Linked DNA regions of Homo sapiens: region 2 is linked to region 1. Evidence: read pairs that join two places in POLR2A ChIA-PET (ENCODE). Cell type or tissue: CD4-positive, alpha-beta T cell. All regions are shown on one strand. Region 1 has its middle 5.0 kb from the start of DNAL4. Region 2 overlaps SUN2 (Sad1 and UNC84 domain containing 2).

Region 1 (2,500 bases):
GTTCCCTGTCCCTCATGCCTTCTGAGTGTCTGTATTCCTCCAGGTTGGCTTGCTCTAAGAGGCTCCTTAGCATGCTCAAGTCTATGCTTAGTTTAAAAAAACAATCTCAGGGAAGGATTATGACTGCTTCAGCTTGGATCAGGAATCCTTCCCCAGGGAGGATGAGGTACAATGAATACCATCCCCAACTAGAACCACAGGGTTGAGTGAGGATAGGAGTTCCCCCAAAAAAGAAAGGGTGCTGTTTCCCAAAGGGAAGGATGCTAGACAGACAAATCACAAATATCAGGTATTTTCAGCTGCAAGTAGCAGAACATATGGTTAAAATGTGGCTTATACAAGAAGCCTGGAGGTAGGCAATTTCAAGATTGGTCAACTCAGCCACTCAAAGACTCGATGAAGCCAGAATCTCCCATCTCCCTGCTCCACCATCCTCCGCATTTGGCTTCCTGTAGCCCTGACCACTCATGGATGTAGCTTACCAAGGCTATTTCAGGATCACGTCATCGCCCAACTGTGTTCAAGACAGGAAAAAAGGGAGGTGATTACCTCATCACATCTGTTTCTTTATGAGGGAGGAAAACTCTCTGGAAAGCCCTCAGAAGGCAATTATGTCTCATTATCCAGAAGTAGGTCACATGCTCACCCCAAACCCATCTCGGGCGGAAATGGGAGTACCATGACTGGTTTAAACTAGACAGGACTCATCCTTTGGGACTGGACCCAACTTCCCTGAGTATGTGCTACTCAGTACCCATACTCAATAGCAACTCTCACAGCAAAGAAGGCTGGGAAGATGGCAACTGGGTGGGTAGGCAGACTCAGTGTCTACATTTCCCTGCTTCCTTACAAACAGAACCACAATTCTATTGGAGGCTGCAATAGGCCCTGCTAAAATATATTCTCCAGCCTCCCTTGCAGCTAAGATCATCATGTGACATCATTCTGACCAATGAGATGCTAGAGGAAGTGTCATTTAAGGGCACTGACCCAGTTAGCAATCATTAGTTTGTCCTTTGTCCTTCCCCCTTTTACTACCTGGGTGCAAGTGAGATGCTGGAGGTATGGGGGTGTGGATCTTGTGCTGGCTCAGCTGGGTCCTTGATGAGACCATGGAGACCCATGCCTGGTAGCCCTGAATTACTTCTTGTTACATGAGAAAAACAAACACTTTGCATTGTTTAAGCCACTATTTTTCCAATCTCTGTTACTTGCAACTGATCCAATTGCTGATTCCTGGGTGTCCACCATCAGCCACTTTAAACAGCAAGAGCAGCCCAAGAAAGGGTGTAGCTGGTACTAGGCTGAGTCTTGGAATTGACAAGAGCTGAGTCTGGGAGCAGTAGAGTCTGACCCTCTGCACCTCAGTCATTCATTCACACACTTATTCACGAAGCATTGACTGGGCACCAACTCTTGGTTAGGTCCTGTGTGGTACATGGGATGCAAAGATGAAGAGGGCAAGGCCCTTGCTCTCCAGGAGCTCACAAAGGGAGACAGAGAATGAAACTCAAGTACAAAATGGTGACGAAGGGCAGTGACAGGAACATGCACCAGATGAGACAGGAACACAAAAGACTCTTCTGACTGCAAGAGATGAGATCCCAAAGTATACAAGCTTAGGCCAAAACCTTATGGGCTCATAGAACCAAAAGGAGGGAGGGAGGAGCACAGGGAGGATGTGGGCAGAGAGAATTTGTGAACAAAGGCAGGGAGGTGAAAAACAGCTTGGCGTGTGTGGAGAGCCATGAGAGTTGGTGTAGTGGAGGCGTAAAGCACAGGGGATGGAGCAGCAAGAAGAAGATGGGGGAGCCCGGGGCCACGCCATGGGGAGGCTTAAATGCCAGGACAGGGCAGGTGAATGTCACCCTTAGGCAATGGGAAGCCATGGAAGGAGAGAAGAAGTTATCGGACGGAGGAATGCGGCGGTGAGATTTGGGTTTTGGCAGGGTCATGTTGACTGTGGTACAGAGGATAAATTAGAGAGGGGCAAGACTGCAGCCAGGGAGTCCCACTAGGAGATTGTTGCACTCATGGAGATGGGACTGTGGTGTGGTGCACATGGAGGATACCATGAACATGACCAGAAAGGCTGTATCAGGAAACAGTTAGGAGTCAAAATTGGCATGCTTTTGATTGACTGGAAGTGGACGATGGTAGTGGGAAGTGTGAAGGACGACTCCCTGGTTTCTGATGGAGGCAACTGGTGGGGGGTAGGGGGTAGCACCATTTACTGAGATGGGGAATGCAGGAAGAGCAGATTGGAGGGAGATGATCAATTCAGTTTGGGACACACTGAGTTTGAAGGACTTGTGGAGCATTCTGGTGGACGTGGCCAGGAGGCAGTTGAATATTTGGGTCCAGAGCTCCAGAGAGAGGTCTAATATAGAAAAAGAAATACAGGAGGCATCAGAATTTAGAAGGACATTGACAATGGAAACCTTGGGAGTGGAGGAGACCCCCAGGGGAAAGTACCTAAGGTAGCAATCCTCAACAAGAT
Region 2 (2,500 bases), 50 kb after region 1:
TCTCACGGGCGGGCTCCTTACTCTGGATGGTGGCCACTTCGCCAGGTGGGCTGCAACCCGTGCCCAGTTACTTCCATTCTTGGTGATAGTGCTTTCTTACCCATCTCTCTGCAGTTGGGCATCCTGCCCATGCAGAGAGACTGTAGGACCATTGGGGAAAGGTCATTCTAGAATAATCACTGGGAGCCCAGAGCTGTGGGGACCCCCTTGCGTGGAAGGGAAGGAGTAGCTGCAGAGCAGGACAGAGGGTGTGGGCAGGTGGGATCCAAGGACCTGGGTCCCGGTAGGGCAGGACAGAGGCATACTGGCAGGTGGGGGTGGGGTAGGGGCAGGGAGGACGGCAGACGGGACAAAGGAGCGGTGCCCCCAAACACCATATGGAGCCTTCGGCTTGATGGTCATTCTTCCAGGCCGGCTCTTCAGACTTCTCTACTGGTGGGCTGGCACCACCTGGTACCGCCTGACCACAGCTGCCTCCCTCCTTGACGTCTTCGTTTTAACCAGGTGAGCGAGACTCCACCCTTGCCAATAAATCGCAAGGCCCTGGGGTGAAGGGACGGGTAAAGTGTGTCAACCTGTAATGGTCGATTCTCTGAGGGTTTTCCCCAGTTTCCCTGGAGCCTTTATTAGCGATCACGGAGTAGCTTCCCCAAAGCCCACCCCTGCCTGACAGAGGATGGACTCAGAGTCAGGTTCTTCTCCCCGAATTGATAGCCCTTCGAGGCAGGATTCCAGAGCACAGATTATTTCTTCTTGGACACATTCTACTAAACGCCACACTAGTCTAGCCGTGCCTGGCTCTCAGACACACGATGGCTTTCCTCCTGCAGGGTAGGCCCACTGACTCCAGGCAAGAAGTGGGGTTTCCCAGAAAGTCCATCTTCCTTCTTGGGCCTGGGACAATCTAACCCCCCGAGTTCCCCACTCATGGTCAGAGCCACAAAGAGGCTCTGCCTGAGGATGCTATGGGTTCATTCCCCAAGTCCCTAAACCAGCAGAACCAGGATTTGAGAATGTGCCCCTTAGGCAGAAGAACACGGAACCCAGAAGTCAGGATCCCTCTGGCCGTAATCCAGGTCCGGGCAGAGGGGACAGCTGGCCATACTGAAACAAGGGGCAAGGATGGGTTTGTGTCACCAAAAACAGGTTCCTTGTTGTTATTTAAGGAGTTACTTTTTTTTTCTATATTTGCATACTTAGAGGACCTGTCCATATAAAAATTTTTGAGTTTTTCAAAGACCACACTATTTTTAATAACATCAGTAAAATTCAGTCAAAATTGTCCCATCACTCTAAGACCTGCCCAGCAGGAAAGGCTCTGACGTGTCCAGGCTGGCCCTGGCACAGTGAGAAGCTCAAGCTATCCTCCTTAGCTCTAGTTCAGCACCCAGGAAAACATCTCAGGGTACTCCCTGGGTGGAACGTGGAGGCCTGGAGCTCCCCTCACACCTCCGCCTCCCCCGTCCTGCCCTCCCGCGTGGTCCAGGCGCTTCTCGTCCCTGAAGACGTTCCTCTGGTTCCTGCTGCCGCTGCTCTTGCTGACGTGCCTGACGTATGGTGAGCCTGCATGGGGAGAGCAGAGGGAGGCACAGAGATGTGTTCACCAGAGGGTGGTGACCTTTGGCAGGCAGGGAAGGGGCAAGACTGGGTGGGGTGTGCCTGTGACTGGGCAGGGCCTGAGCCCTGGACCCTGGATCATCTCTGCATGGCCCTCCCCACCTCTCCTGAGCCTCTTTTGTGCCGCCCTGGGCAGGAGCACACCCTAGTGCCGCAACATTGGGTGAAAAGCGGGATGCCCTCCCATTATCATTAGCAGTCATCCTCCTTCCACTCCAACAGGGACATCTGCTATGAGGGAGTTATTTTTACAAGATGAAGTTAAATCTTGAGCTGTCTTTAAAGTAAAAACAATGAAGCAGCAAAGGGAAATAAGTGCCTTTTTTGTTTGTTTTTTGAGACAGAGTTTTTGCTCTTGTTGCCCAGGCTGGAGTGCAATGGCGCGATGTCAGCTCACCACAACCTCCACCTCTCAGGTTCAAGTGATTCTCCTGCCTCAGCCTCCCGAGTAGCTGGGATTACAGGCATGCGCCAACATGCCCAGCTAATTTTGTATTTTTACTAGAGATGGGGTTTCTCCATGTTGTCAGGCTGGTCTCGAACTCCTGACCTCAGGTGATCCAGCTGCCTCGGCCTCCCAAAGTGCTGGGATTACAGGCATGAGCCACCGTGCCCGGCCATAAGTGCCTCTTTTTACACCAGTCACTTACCAGCTGTCCTGAATCATCCCAGGCGCTAGCACAGGCCTGCCTTGGTTTTTTGTTTGTTTTGAGACAAAGTCTTCTTCTGTCACCCCAGCTGAAGTGCAGTGGCACGAACACAGCTCACTGCAGCCTTGACCTTCTGAGCTCAGGTGATCCTCCCACGTCAGCCTCCCAAGTAGCTGGGATTACAGGCATGCAGCACCACACATGGCTAATTTTTGTATTTTTAGTAGAGACGG

What was found. Peaks named below come from ENCODE experiments on the same cell type or tissue, not always from the same donor. Only the 100,000 strongest peaks of a DNase experiment are listed, where the experiment ranks them.
Region 2: POLR2A ChIA-PET joins it to region 1 with 5 read pairs; 8 of 35 experiments call an interaction of 5 or more read pairs at or near these places.

The regions. Positions count from the first base shown.
Region 1 is chr22:38,797,870-38,800,369 of GRCh38, reverse strand. No RefSeq gene overlaps it. Among named protein-coding and RNA genes, the nearest start is that of DNAL4, 5.0 kb to the right of the region's middle. In CD4-positive, alpha-beta T cell, no CTCF peak of the experiment used is centred here; no DNase peak of the experiment used is centred here.
Region 2 is chr22:38,747,770-38,750,269 of GRCh38, reverse strand. SUN2 (Sad1 and UNC84 domain containing 2) reads left to right here. Exons shown (of 18, transcript NM_015374.3): 5 at 1-45; 6 at 411-504; 7 at 1,487-1,557. Among named protein-coding and RNA genes, the nearest start is that of SUN2, 7.0 kb to the left of the region's middle. In CD4-positive, alpha-beta T cell, no CTCF peak of the experiment used is centred here; no DNase peak of the experiment used is centred here; H3K27ac peaks cover 1,478 bases.